Linked DNA regions of Homo sapiens: region 1 is linked to region 2. A link is a loop called in an ENCODE intact Hi-C map of the cell type or tissue named here. Cell type or tissue: PC-3. All regions are shown on one strand.

The links. Peaks named below come from ENCODE experiments on the same cell type or tissue, not always from the same donor. Only the 100,000 strongest peaks of a DNase experiment are listed, where the experiment ranks them.
Region 1: a loop joins it to region 2, with 2.8 times the contacts of the local background. A loop is called at or near these places in 1 of 110 quality-filtered maps.

Annotation. Positions count from the first base shown.
Region 1 is chr5:130,705,768-130,713,767 of GRCh38, reverse strand. No RefSeq gene overlaps it. Among named protein-coding and RNA genes, the nearest start is that of HINT1, 460 kb to the left of the region's middle. In PC-3, no CTCF peak of the experiment used is centred here; a DNase peak (open chromatin) is centred at 3,017; H3K27ac peaks cover 7,789 bases.
Region 2 is chr5:130,648,250-130,656,249 of GRCh38, reverse strand. No RefSeq gene overlaps it. Among named protein-coding and RNA genes, the nearest start is that of HINT1, 510 kb to the left of the region's middle. In PC-3, no CTCF peak of the experiment used is centred here; a DNase peak (open chromatin) is centred at 3,859; H3K27ac peaks cover 2,200 bases.

The sequences.
Region 1 (8,000 bases), 58 kb before region 2:
AATTCACAACCAGTTCTTCCATTATGAATCGGATGAATTTTTTATGGCTTTCAGAAACGAATCTCTACCCATGAGACACTTATAATGGTAAAAGAATGAATGAAAATTCAGTCTTCTCAAAGCAATGAAGCAATGCAGGAGTAGAACAAAACAATATAATAAAGTCAAGAAGCTTCCTTAACTTTTGCTTAACAAAGGTTTAAGTTTAGCTGTTACATATGAGAAAAGGCTTATGAAAAAAAAATCACTGCTTCCTAATTTAGTAAAAGACAGATAAGACCATCTACCTCAGCTGGAAACTTGCTACAAGTGACACTTCAGGTTTTTAAAATAATCTTTCAGAAAAAAATACATTTTCTCACTACTTTCACACAGAAAGAAACAGACAGGTAGTGAAGCATTTCCTGCCTGTTTTCCTTGATTTTGCAAACTGAGTGAATCTCTCTGTCATGCTTTTGTCTCCATATCCGACAAACAGTGCTTGTATTATTGCTAATTATTTTCTTCTCCAGACCTCCTTTACTTCTGTAAGAAATATAGACCTCCCACTTAACTATTCACAAATTCCCCATAAGGGCATCTAAAATATTATCATTGAAGTTGCATAGCACTGTTTTCTGTTATGTAATTCTAAGAATGCTAAACCCTGTTTGAATACTATGATATAAATTGTTTACAGATAAAAGTAACACATTTGAAGATTTTGAAATGAACATCTTTCTATAACCAAGAGGAAAATATTTAAGAGATTGTTGCATATCTATTGCAGTATCAGAGAATTTAGATTCAAATCATTTTTTTATTGACATGGAAGAATTTTTGCCTTTCATTCACAAAATAGGGTAAATGAAATCTAAAAAAAGGAATAAAAATTTTACTTCCTAGAAGAGTTAAACTAATCTTTCTTATCTAAATTTTCCCTATTTGGAGTATTCTCTATGGGGTTTGACTTTAATCAGTAGAAATTCTAAATTTACAACAAGGTAGTTTTGGGGATGTCATCAGGTGACCTATAGGAAGAACACTACATCTGCATTTACATTTCGGGTTGCCCATTTTTCAGGATAAATGAGGAGAGTTTGGGATGGGGAGTAGAGACAGCAGTGAGTCCCTCAGTTGACATCTCACTGCCTCTTACTGTGACCTTTGGCTGCAGCTGAATTGTTTTTTTAAGTTCCTACAGTAAACAGAATTAATATTTAAGCTGCTTGCTGAATGAAGTAATAAAATACATCCTTGATGTGTTGTTTTATGGCATGGGCCACTGAGATGTTTATACAATGCCAAATGACTTACAAAGGGATTTTTTTGAGGTGAACATCCCTTTAGGTAAGATAAATCACTATGCTAAAACAAATAAACAAATAAAGGTTTACTATAGACCACTTCTAAACTACCTTTCCTATATCTCACTCCTTACTGTCTACAAAGAATCCTGTAGAAGAGGGTATTGGAATGGTTGTGTAAAATCAATAGTAATTAGTCCTGGATACAATACACTGGAAAAGACACACAAGTGAACATGTATGTGTGTACACAGGTATGTATAATATATGTGTTCTCTTCATCTATATAAAATATAAAATATTAAAGATATGCATATCTGAATGTATATATGGGTACATGTCTGTAATATTTTGTAAATATAAAAATTACTTTGTACCAACATGAGCTGTGTTTAGTTGTTTCACTGACTTAGACAACCAGTCTCTCAGAAATGAGGATTCACTTGTTTAATTTCTATAGTTGCTAAGATAATACCATACACAAACATTTACTGCATAGTTGATGACAACTACCCTAAGAAGTAGGGTTTTCTCTGTGTCTTTGTGAATGCTATTCTTCCTTGAGTGGTTTTTCTCCCTCTTACCTCTACCTTCTTTGTGCTGTCTTCCTGGGTCACAAAACAACATTGACGTTCCTTTATGAATTTCAAAACCACTTGTAATTTAGACCAGTACTACTCAAAATGTTCTGGAGCTGCTATGCAAACTGATACCTGCCCACCACAATTAGGGAGGTACAGGAATTGAGGGTAAACAATTAGGAACTTTTGGAGCAATTTGACTTTACTGAGATATCCAAGCAGAATCTCTCATAACTTCTTATTGTATTTTATAATATATTGGTCTACTATAGATCAGAAATTAAAAAAAGACAAACATGAAAAAAAAACACCTTGGACTTTCACCACAGATGGTTTGAGAAGCAATGATCTATGTGACTGTTTCTTGAACCTGACTACATATCAAAGTTCCCCGGAGAAACTTCTTAAAAAGCACAAGATGGATAGTGACTGGAGCTAGGCTCTGTTAAAAAAAAACTATCCAGGTTATCTTGATGCACATCATGTTTGCAATGTCATTTGAACCATATCTGTTTAATTGCTGCAGCTAATTACATCAAGACTCATCAATTTTTGATGATTCTAGTAGAATTGGATGCCATGTGAGCATTGATCTTGTCCTCACTGCTATGCCTTCAGCACTAGACTTATAATTGATACACAGTAAGTGATTAAAAATTCTGGATAAATGAGTGAATGCATCATGTCTTCATTTTGTGGCCTCTAATAGATTCTTGGGATGTAAAAGAACTCATTTTATATACATATGCAAATTTAAAACCTTCTATAATAAGTCTGACATCACCTGTGTCCTCTCTGTGTTTGTGTTATCAGCAAGTGAATTTCTCAGTACTCCCACATCACAAACCCCAATTACCACTCCATATGTTTCCCAAATTAGTAGCTAATAGCGTTTTCCCAGGCGAATGTATCTAGAAATACCCAGGGATTCACTGCTATACCTAAGTCAGCAATGGTTCATCTTTCTCCTTGCTGTGGAGGAGAACTTGACCAGAGGAGTCCACTTCCCCTGGCCCGGCAGCTTCTTGCATGGGAAACTAGCTGCTCCTGCTGCTACTTGGCTGATGATTTACCCTATAGCACATTTTATCTTTACGTAAACACACAAAGTCCTTTCACGTCTTTGTTCCTGTTCCCATGCCATGACTCCTTCCTGGAATACCATTCTTTTATTCTTACTCACTAAATAAGCTCTTCTACTCCTTTTCTTCGGGCCCCCTTCCTCTGATTCAGCTGAGAAACAACTACTGTCTGTCTCCATCAAAGCTAATTTTCTGCCTCCTGTTTTCCCACCATACTTTGCCATTCTAGACATCTGTTGCATATCATTTTTTCTGTTACTTAACTAATGCATCAGTCTTCATTCATTCTCCTCCCAGACTATACTCCTCCTGGGTTCAGAGCATATCTCATTCATTTCTGTGTTACCTTTGCTTATCTCAGTGCTGGCTTCAGAGTAGATACTTCAGAGATGCTATTTAAATCAGAGTTAGGGTAGTTAGAATAGGAGAGAATGAGGACTCTATGGTGCTCAGGTGCCATGCATCCTGCAAAGAGAACATGAAAGGACATTTTTTTTTCCTTCAATAATTACATGGACTCCTTCAGTGATCCCTGTGTCTGTTGGGCCTTGAGTAATTACCTGCAATCTCTGTCTTTGTGAGGCTATTAATTAAATTCCTTTCGGTGCCCCAAAAGTGGACATTTCTTGTCTGTATCCTTTTGTTCTGTCCACACAGGAATACTGCTGCTGAATTCAGTCTCTTCCAAGTTCAATAAAAGAAATACATTTTCTTTCAGTATTCCTCTCTTTGCTACAATCTGGACATAGGTTCCTTTATTTTGTCAAGATAATGGATATTAAAAAATAACAGCCAATATATTATTTTGTTACTAATAGTCCCTTTAGCACTTGAGTTATAAACCTTTTGGAGGCTCAGTGATTCTGTTCTCTTTATAAGGGGGATTTCTTTTTGTTCTTTCTGTCCATCAAGACAAACAGATTTCCTCTCTGATGTGCTTTTATATCCAGTTCACCCTTGCACTGGGGATATAGCCTTCTGGAGTGCCAACTGCATATGGAGTCTTCTGTTCGATTCTGCATCTTGTAGGAGCTAGGATTAATCTTTGGCTCACTGTTCCTGTCATAACATCAGAACAGATACTCAGGGACACCAGGCTCAGCAGATGCCTCCAGGTGAAAGTCAGGTGGGTTGGTGAACACTTACCTATCCCTATGCAATGTTCTTTCACTTTATTTTTTGGCTTCTGATTATTGATTAGTTTCTTGCCAGCTGAGGGAAGAACTGATATGCATTAATATTTACTTTCTAGAACTTTAATTTCTTTCAGTGAGTATGACATCTGGGGGGGCGTCTAGGATATCACATACATAGACCCAGAAGCCTAAGCATATTTTCTCAGTGTACTACTTTAGATAATTTTTATAGATAATTTGAATGGCAGTCCAACTACCTTCTTGGGATGGAAGAGGGAAACATACTTAAGAACAGAACATAAATTTGCATGTCAAAACTTATTTGGCCTTAAGAATAATTGTAAAATGAATGAGAAAATGGTACAAGAGAGCAACATAAGGCTTAGAAATTTGAGAGTAAATGCACTTTGTCCAAAAACATAAATAAATAAAATAAAGGTTAGGGAAAAAATCTTTATTATTTGTGGGTGATGAGAACCTTTCATTAAATCCTTCTTTGGTGTTTTTGAAATCTTTGCATTTTTATTTAAACGTGGGTTGAATTTGTCATATACATGAATTGCTACAAGTTTTTCTTATTGCTTCTCTTTTCAACAGACTTTCTCTTCTTGATGCTGCTGTCTTATTTTTTCAAATCTTCAACTTCCTTTTAGTTGATTCTGCTTTAAATTAGTCTCCCAATCTGTTTCCTTCTCTCTCCCCATAGGTTTTTTTTTTTCCCAATTCTTCCTCTGACTCACAAACATACGAGACAGACATCTTGCTCACAGACTTTTCATTCTTTCCCTCCCCTTATCTCTGACATTTTTCTTCTACTCTTTTTACGTGAAAGAACTATTTTTTACAGAAATGTTTCTTCTCTTTTTCAAATTTTTGAAAAATTAGGCAGCATATGAAGAATCTTGGAAACCTGAAAATAAGTGATTAAAAGCTTGCTGAATAATAGTTATTTTTAAAATGGAGAATGCCTGAAAAAGCAAAGATCTCTCTAGTTTCACCAAAATGGGCAGAGTCAATAGGATTCTCTATGTTTATTTAAATGTAAATGTGAAGGTGATAGAAATGAAGATCTAAAGCAATGGTAGGAGAGAAAGGTTATGGGACACAATCGGTAATTATAACTAACAATCACATAAATTGAAATGGGTAATTTTACAGGCTTCTGAAAAGATTTAAAAGGATGGATTGTTGCATAAGCCGAAGGTAAAAATGACTGGGCTAATGTCTTTGGTCCCCTTTAAGAGTAAAAGCATTCCTAAGAGCAAAATGTAGTGATAAAAAAACAATGATTTTGTGGAATGTTCTGTATGAATATCCACATGTTCATGGTACTTTGCAGGTCACCACATGATTAACATTTAATGTTCACAACAATGCCAGTTCTTGCCCTCTCTATTTTTAAGGTGGGGAAACTGAGGCTTAGACCTGTTAGACAACTTTCCCTGGATCACGCAGCTGGTAGGTGGAAGTACCAGTATTCAAACACAGGTGGGCCATATTCTGAGGTCTGATTTCTTAACGAAAATGTTGCCTCAACTGTATAACCTAAAACCAAGGTAGGAAAGAAAATGGCAACCTGTGTGATTGCAGTGATCTTTTGTTGTGTTTTTAAAAAGAAGATTCCTTACATACCATATTCAAACTTCAATAAATCTTAAAGAAAATTTTGTCAGTCCTCATTCCATAGACAAGGAACATAATTCTCAGAGAACGGAAGGAACTAGCTCAAGTATGTCATTGGTTTTTGTGGGATGATAACCCCAATCATTCCACTGGCACAACCTCGACTCCTAAATTCAACTCTCTACTCTCTGTTCCCACCCACAAATTATCTTCCCCACTGATTTCTCACAAGACTTCTAATTCTTTTGTATTAAGGTACTGTGTATTCAGAAATCCTCCACTAACATGCGATTGTGTTGCCCAGAGGGAATATCACTATTGTTATTGTTTTTCTCTGGGTTTTCTTCAGACAGCTTCTTTTCGACTATCCAGCAGAAAGGAGCAGAGGAGTAGGTTCTGGACCAATTCTAACCCCCTTACTCACAGATGTTCTGCCTTGGGAAAAAAAAATATACAGTTGCTCTCTCAATGGGCAGGTTATTTGTGTTCCAAATTGTTCATGAGCATTAAGAACATTGTAGATTAATGAATGGTAGTATCTTAAGTGCAGGCATTGTACTATTTGGTGTATATGTTAATATTGAAGAGATTTTTGTTGTTGTTTTTACAAACTATACAGGTGAAGGTTCATCCTAGTCAATCTCTCTTGGTGACAGTATAGGGAACTGGAGCATTCATATTCAGAGAAAACTCTGAAATGAGTCCACAAAGAATTCTGCTTTCCAAGGACACAGAACCCTGTAATTTGAAGGCGAGTATAGAAAGTTGTGAAGCAAGTGACATATACCATTGATTTCCTCTGGCATCCTTATGCTTTCCAAACTTCACTGCACTCCTAAAGTTGTCTTTTTTTCTATTGTGGCTGAGGATTGCATCCATATACCTAGTAAAAACTCATGCTGTCAAAAGGAGAGCTGCTCACTGTGAGACTCTTTCATTAGGCTTTTTGGATAGACAAAGGCATTTCCTGATCAATGAAACATCTTGACAAACAATTCTGACGTATATAACAAAACTTTCATCACAGTCAAAACCAGAGGGGGACGATTCAACTTTTACTGAAACTGCATCAAGGAATTAGCAATTTAGCATTTTTCTTGAACTACTGAGGTGAAATAATTTACATGATGAGCAAAGGAGTAGCTTAAACAATGCTCTCCCTTAGGAACTATGAGCGCCAACAATACTGCAAAAACAATACGTACTGACTCATATTTCTGCAGATTCCAGCATAGTAGATTTCTTCATAATCAAAATGCAATTGAATCGTTATACCTCATGTTACTCTACAGATGCCTATGAATTATTTTCTGCTACCAGGAAATTGTTAAATAGTCTAAAGCACTGTGATTTTGCACTCATCTTTCATAGCTATTCTTCAGGGAGAACAGGGTCTTGGCTTCCTTTGGAGGCAGCAAGGCTCAGGCACTGAGTTCTGTGTTTGTGGTTCTCCTGAGAGCTGCCTCTGAGGAGCTGTGAAATTATCCCCACCTATTCCTAATTTGAAGAGTAAAAGCCTCATTGTTGATTTCACATCTTTTACATTGGCTAGGGCACGGCTTTATCAGAGTGTGCTCTCTTCCTCAGTATGTTGGAATAGTGGGGTAGGAAGAGAGAGGTTAGAAGAGGAAAATTGCATCAGTAATTGCAAGTATACCATATGAGTGTACGCTTTATTTCTTCTCGTAGTTTAAAACAACTTCTTACTTTAGTTTCTCTTATTTTAAGTACAAATCCACAAGTTTGCCTTCATCCTATTGCAGATGTGCTTAGGGCAATTAAAGGACCCCATCTGAAAGCAAAGAGTATAAATATAGGCACTTACAGACAAAAAGTGTATAATTGTTTTTTGTGATTCAGGTAAAGAGGAATAATTTGCCTTTGAAAAAAATCTCAATCTCACTGTAGAGTGTACTTAATAAATATTTTTTTCTTTCTTCTATTATTCCTTTTTTCTTTTATTTAAAAATGTTTTATTTCCCTCCTTATGATGAGTCATCGGCCATAAACTATTATTTTATTTTATTACAAGTTATTATACATGTTATTTATATAAATGGCAATAGATTAAAAACTCTACATATATAATTAAAATCTTGCTGAATAATCAAGATTCTGAAGACTTTTATTTCCAAAGTAAGGAAAACTGAACAATTTGAAAAATCTTGGTCTAGAATTCATATAACTATAGCTTTGGGATCACAACCCCTGATTTTTAGAAACTTTTCCCTGCTTTCTTTTCACAATCTTTTACCACTTCCTTCTACATCAAGCTGGCCTTTTATTTTAATG
Region 2 (8,000 bases):
AAAACTTTACTTTCTCGAATGTATAGTTTTCTTAAGCTTCAGTTTCTTCATATATAAAATGGGACTAATCATATTTTCTTCACAGAACTGTTGTCAGAATTAAAATTTTAAAAGTGCATAAAAATTTTTTTAGCCCAGGATCTGGGATATATGAACACGAAATAATTGGTGCCTGTGATTACTATTGAAGCTATATCCTATGTGCCATATGCCGTTCTAGCAGAATGCATTAGTTAGTTATAAAATTTAACATTATTTTATTATATTTAATTGTAAATATAATTAAACCATTTAAATCTACTGAATAAACTTTTAAGAAATTGATGAAGTTTCTCATGGGAAGATGCAGGCTTTGGGAGATATAAGCATGTTCTATCATGACTGAAAGTTGCCTTAATAAAGAAGGAAATAGTGCCATATAAGACAACATGGATGAACCTTGAGGATACTATGTTAAGTGAAATTAGCCCGTCATGGACAAGTAATGCATAATTCCACTTACATGAGGTATCTAAAATAATCCACTAGATAGAAGCAAAGAGTAAAACAGTGATTGCCAGCATCTGGGGAGGAGGCAGTGTTGGGGCATTGCTATTCAGCAGGTATAAAGTTTCAGTATGCAAGTCATTAAGTTCTAGAGATTTGCTGTACAACATTGTGTCTATGTTGTTAACACAGTCAGCAACACTGTATTGTATACTTGAAAATTTGTTAACAGGGTAGATCTCATGTTAAGTGTTCTTAACATGATTTTAGAAAAAAGTACATATAAGTTTATGCACTTTTATGCAGTACCTTAGGTTCAGAATATGTGAAACCGTATTATGCACTGTAGAAATTTTAAGATCAATTTAAAAATAACTAATAAAATAAACATATGCCTAATATGTCCATGTGTCTGAAATTGCTGTTGATCATTGTGTCTGAGATATTTGATATACACAGACTGAACACACTGTTTATACAGCAGACATTGTATAAAGTCTATCGGTATGACCAGACTGGTTATTATGTAGGAAGTAGAGATTTATTCATCAAATACTCATTGAGCACCTATACTGTGTGAGGCACTGTTCTAGAACCGAGAATTCAGCTGAATAAAAGAGCCCCAAATTCCCTCTCATGGAGCTACAGTCTTGTCATTTTTGTAAATGCGGTGGTTTATTATGACCACAATAGCCCTTATGCTTGGAATTATTAGTACTTCCAGGCCTCTATGTGTACAGAGAGTTTAGTCTAGATTAGTTGAGGATTGGGCCGTGCCTTTGTATTGCTACCTGACTGGTTCCTAAGGCATTGGGTGAAGGGTCTTCCTCAGCAGAGGGGCTGTGCACTAAAGGCGGTCATTGCTGGGGTGAGGGTGGGGCTTTATCAGGCTCCCTTGGAGACTGGATTCGTTGTCCTCCTACGCTTAGCTGCTCAACCCTATCCAAAGCAGCCCTTACCCTTACAGCACTGCCATGGCTAAGAGGCTTCTGACTGCTGTGGCACCCAAGGCCATCTTTATCCTTCAGTTTCCTTTTCTATTCATTCATAGGAAAACACTGTGATAGTTAATTTTGTGTGTCAGCTTGATTGGGCTCAAGGATTCCCAGATAGCTGGTAAACATAATTCTGGGTATGCCTATGAGGGTGTTTCTGGAAGAGATTAGCCTTTGAATCCATAGACTAAGTAAAGATCTGCCCTTGTTGATGTGCATAAGCATCTAATCCACTGAAAGCTTGAATACAGCAAAAAGGTGAAGAAAGGGGGAATTTGCTCTCTACTTGAGCTGGGACATCCATCTTCTGCCTCAGACATCAGTGCTTCTGGTTTTGGGGCCTTTGGGCTTGGACCAGGGCTTATGCCATTGGCCCCAGTTCATGGGCTTTTGAGTTTGGACTGGTAGTATACCACTAGCTTTCCCGGGCTGGGCCTCCAGCTTGCAGATGGCAGGTCGTGGAACTTCTAAGCTGTGTTTGCATAAACCAATCCCACTTAAAAAATTTACTTCTTTGTATCTCTATATATCTTATTGGTTCCATTTATCTAAAGAACCTTGACCAATATAAACAGTATGCCATATGATTTAGGTATTGTTTAAAGTGATTTGCTTATTCATTGGAGCAATATAGCAGCAAGCTAGAAACTTGCAAGTAAAATTCTTTTTTCCTAATGAGATTAAAAACATATCTTTCCTATGGGTATTTCTAGACCATATTGTCCTTCTTAAATGTATGCAATATACTTGAGGTTATAACTTAAATGCTTTAGGTACTGTTTAATTTCATGCAGCCATAATTAGCTATTTATGACTACCATTATGTGCATTGCCTCCTGACCCTTATGAAGATCATGCTTGGCTTCACAGAGCAGTGATTTGACTGTGTGTTAAGCCATCAGTGAAACCAGACTAGTTATTATATGAAGAGAAAGATTGCTTTCTTTGCAACAAACAGAATTTCTTTTCTAATCTAATGAAATCACTTGAGAAGTTATTCATATAAAATCTTTGTGAAATGAAATCTGGGGATGCAAATAGATTTTTACCTCCATTTTACAATTTGGAAAACTGTCGTATGTGTATCTACATATCATGTTTTTCTTTCCTTGCATACTGCAGTCTGAAACCATAGAACATTTTAACTTATAATTCAACTGTAAATCAAATGCTGGGATGCAAGAATCTTTTAATTTGGCTATGTGGTTTCTATTTGTTTTTACTATTTAAAATATACTGTTTTTGAAGACATAAATTATTGAAATAATTTTATATATCTTTCCTTTTCAATTGAAAGACTTTACCTTGTAGATGCCATCTTTGCTAGTTTACTTTACTTTTCTTTTTTTTTTTTTTTTTTGAGATGGAGTCTCGCTCTGTTGCTCACTGCAACCTCTGCCTCCCAGGTTCAAGCAATTCTCCTGCCTCAGCCTCCTGAGTATCTGGGACTACAGGTGCATGCCACCATGCCTGGCTAAGTTTTGTATTTTTAGTAGAGACAGGGTTTCATCATGTTGGCCAGGATGGCCTCGATCTCTTGACCTTGTGATCTGCCCACCTCGGCCTCCCAAAGTGCTGGGATTACAGGCGTGAGCCACTGCACCCAGCCTTCCTTTTTCTATTTCATTGGAACATATGCCATACATTCAGAATTAGAGTCTCCTCAAAGAAGATGCACAAGTGTCTATGGCTTGTGTCAAAAATTATGAAAAATACAGTATTAATGTTGACGTCTTTGGTGACAGTTCAGGGAAACAAAATAAACAGAATGTTTTTAGGTAAGGGATTACAGCAATAATGAACACTCTAATAATAATTTGCTTTCAGAAACATGTAATACTAGATTAAATGTCATAAGTAAGACTGCAGGGAGATAAAGAATGAGATATCTGCTTTTTTCTTTGTTAATTAAATGAAATCAAATTCAATGAGGTCTTAAGAAAGGGAATTGTAGGCCAGAGGGCCTTAGGCTGAGATGAAGGGAGGAGGCTGATTAGAATTTTAAAATATCTTCTTATTGGGCCTCTTCTTACATGAACACTGCTACATCCACAAAATTCCAGTGTTTCACTATTACCAAACAAAAACACAAAGGAAATAGGAAGTTATTTACACTACCTATTAAGGACTCCTTTATGCCTAGAATAGATTCTGAGCCCAATGCCAGGCTCCTGACCTGGCAGGCTCCTGACCAGGCTCCTGACCTGAGCTCTAGGCTCCTGACCAGAGCTCTAGGTCACTTCGTGAATTTGAGAGTTTCTGCATAGGTTTGTGTTCCAGTAACGTTACAGAAACATATGTCACTCAAGGAAACCATGACATATATGAAAATAGTTGCTGTATGATGTGTTTAAGTATAAACAGGAGCAGAGTGAATCATCACTGGATGATGAGTGACTGAGGCCCATTTGGAGGATAGAGTGAGAGTGTGAATCATCTGTGGGAAAGGCAAAACACATATGAAGTTCTAATTGTGAGACCTGGAATTTGACTATTGCAGATGTTAGTATGTTTTAGCATTCAGTGGACAAATGCAATCTGCCATAAATCAAGACTGATTTTAGTAATCAGTTTTCAATCCTGAGAGTCACTCTTCAGCACCCAAGATTTAAACTCATTTTACTACTGAGTCTTAAGTCCCTTCTCCTTCCCACTTGTGGAAAGTACAGAGGAAAACTTGGGAACTGTTGGAGTACTGCTAGGAGGGTAGCAGCAAATTTGGAAATTAATAATTCTTAAACATAATGCTATAACATACTGGTCTAGCCAGATCAGTTGTAGAGTGTATCACAAAACAAATGACAAGCAATATACTTAGGTGTATTTGTAATCCCTCCTATAGGTGAAAAGAGGGACATTATTATTTATGCTTCATTGGGTTGTGCCCCACCTGCCCATTTCACCCCATGAGTCCAGCTGGAGAGCACTTATCACTGTATCACAGCTACCCAATAGTCACACTGCCTTCCCTGTTGTTCCTGGGATCTCTGGAGTATCTCATGTCTGCTCCAAACTAGCAGCCTCATACAGTCTTTTCATGAGCCCCCCTCCACTTGCCTGAGGAATTTTCTGTCAGTGCTTCCCCTCCCCACTTGCTGAGTAATGTGCTATCCCATTGCCTTCCCTCTGCCCCTGGAGCTGTTCTGCATTTTATTCTGAATTGGGAGAATGCCTGCTCCCAAGCTATTGTTCAACTTGGTTCCCAAGTTCCAGAGCTGCAGGACTCAGGCCCCAAGTCTCTTGTGGAAAAGTTGCTCCAGCTTCTGCTTTCTGCCTCTCTATGGGTATCAGATCTATTGCGTGGGACCAGGACACTGTCCTCTCTAAGGGCCTGGCTTCCTCATCCCTAACCTGGCATCCACGCACTAATAACAGATTTTACCCAGAAACACTATTGCTTAATGCTTATCAACTGAAACCAAGTTGGTCCTGGGTGATACCTGATCCGTAATCTACCATAGTGAGATGACTATTGAAACTTATGTTTCCACTAGGTCCTAAGTTCCTTCTTCCCACTTCTGGAAAGTACAGAAGAAAACCTGGGAACTGTTGGAGTGCTGCTAGGAGGGTAGCAGCAAATTTGGAGATTAATAATTCTTAAACATAATGCTATAACATATTGATCTAGCTTATGCTAAAATGAAAGCTCCACAGACCATTTGGACCAGTTAGCTTTCTGTGTGGCTGGAGATTAGACAACTGTGGAATAAGCAAGAAAGAGAAATTATAAAATATGGAACAAGGAAATTAATTATTTTGAATCCAAACTGTTAAGGCTCTTAAATGATATGCTGTATTTAAATATTATTTGGTAGATAAATAAAATCAATAAAAAATTTAAAACAGGTGAATAACATGGTTAGTTCTTTCTTTTATTTTTAAAAGATATTCTTGGTAACAATGCAAGATAGATTAACCTAGGGATATGCAATGAGACAGATGTAATGACTAATGCAATAGTCCAAGTAAGAAATGATGAAAGCCTGATAAAGCCATGCACTTGTGTTAATAATAATGCTAATATTTATTGTTTACCAAATTAAAGATATCAAGCTGAAACCTAGAGAGACCAAAAAGAAGTGATTAAAAGCATGAAAACTTCAGTCAGAATGTCTGGGTGTGAATTCTGGCTGAATATTTACCATCTGTGTGACTTTGGATGAGTTACTTAATCTCTGTGTTTTCAGTTTTCTCATCTACAAAACAGCAGTAATAATAGGACTTATTTGATAGGTTTTTGTGATAATTAAATGAGTGATACATGTAAAGTACTTAGAAAAGTGCTTGGCCATAGCCTTGTTCTTGTTCCTATTCCTAATCCTATTATCATTATTTCTCAAGATCATATAGCTAATAAACAATCTAGAATTTAAATTTTGATTGCTTGATCTCAAAGCTCACACTCTTAAATACTCTGTTAAAGATAAGAACATATTAGAGTGAGAATTTGAGAGATAGCACAAACAAAATATAAAGAATAAAAGAGAGTGAAGTGTTCAGAATCACATTGGGGTTTCTTATTTGGATGCCTATCTAGGACAATAAAGGAGAACAGAAAACCAAGAGAAGCAAACTTTCTTGAAGAAGGGAGTAATTAAAAATGTCATGCAATGGCATATGGCATCCTCAATTAGCGCAAACAAGTGATTACATTTCCAAAAGCAATAGAAGGAAGGAGAAGTCAGTATCCTTGATCAAATAATTATACTCACCTGACTGAGAAGTTTAACTTAGAAGTTAAAACTGGCAGAATATGGCTTTGGTCAGGGTGGAAGGGAATTCTTGCCTAGCAAATGGAATGTAACAATGTGATCCGAATGATAAATGGAAGAGGTCATTAACTGCTATAGTCTTTGCTTTTGGAAGAATATAGCTATATTAAACTGTGAATTTTAATGTTGTGATTCTGAAAGCCTAACATTTTAGCATGCTCGTGATATTCCCAGATGATTAAGTGGACCTGAGAAAAATATTGGCTAAGAAGAACTTGATGGATTTATTTATAAGGTTTTTCTCAAATGAGCTTTAATATCAATAGTATACTAAAGCAAAAGGAGAATTTACTTTTCTCTCTGTTAAAATAACAAACTTTTCTTTGATTATTGATCTGCTCTTAATAAGTTGTAGAAGATTTTTCTTTACCTTTTGAGTAAGGTAAGGTACAGATTCTATGTTTTATCAGAAAAATTTCCTGTGCTTTATGTTGAGATTATTATGTTCTTGACTACCCAAGAGGGCCAAGACTTACCACTTTTGAAAGGGCTAAATGTTTTTACAGTTACATTACATTCTATGTTTACTTTTGAAACTTTTTGTTATCACTTTGATTAAATAGGTAGCCAGTATTATTTCTCAGTGACTCATAATCCTTTTTAACCAAATATTCAAACCTCCTGACAACTTTTGATATTTTTATCTTTCCGAAATAAAATATTGAATGAAATCTTCTTAATCCCAGATGGATTTTGAAAGCCCCCTGGAAAATCACAAAGGATCTTTCATCTTGTAAAAAGACAGGTGCAAAAATAATTAGGTGTATTTGACATGTTGAATTGAATGGAAAGCACTGTCAAATAAGAAGAGATGTTTCACCTTTCCTAAGTTATATTTGTATAGACAAAACATAATAAATATAAATATTCCAGAAATTGTACGAGGTTTCTGGAAATTTGTCAATGTCTTCTCATTCCATATGTTCTGGTGCTGTTTTACCTCATATTAAATAGCAGTATAGTGTTATCAGTTGTAATTCTAGTTTTTTTGAAAAAATGTAAAAACAACCATTTAAAAACACTTGTAAAAGCAACTGAGCAAACAGAATGTTTTGATCAAGAGGGTCATGAAAACAAGTCCTGCTGATCTCCTACCTCAAACCTATGCAAATAATTATATTGCCATGAAAATAAGCAACTATCCCAAATCAGCTAGGACTAGGAATTGTAATGCATTTTCATAAGACACTCCCACCAGTGCCATGACAGTTTACAAATGATGCCATGGAATGACCCAGAAGCTCCCCTATATGGTTCCAGGAACTCTCACCTCCTTTCCAGAAAGTTTATGAATAACCTCCCCCTTAATTAGTACATAATTAAAAGTGGTATAAATATAGCTATTCAGCAATCTGTGAGTGCTACTCTGGACCACTCTGCCTCTAGGATAGCCCTACTTTGTCTATGAAACAGCCATTTTGCTATACCCTATTGCTCTAATAAGCTTGCTTTCTTTCACTGTCAGCTTACCCTTCAATTCTTTGCTGAGCAGAGCCAAGAATCCTCCATGGCTAAGCTCCAATTTTGGGGTTCTCCTGCATCAGGTTCAATAAGAATCTGCCCTGTTTGTAACACAACATAATTAGAAACATTAGTTATATAACGAAGGCTTCAACTGGAATGTCATATCTGAGAATGATCCATAAAATCAGATATTACCAGACAGTTTTAACGAACTAAGGTTGACTTTATGGAGCCAGTGTTCACAAAGCCTGCTTGGGAAAACTTGACAGGTACCTGACTTACA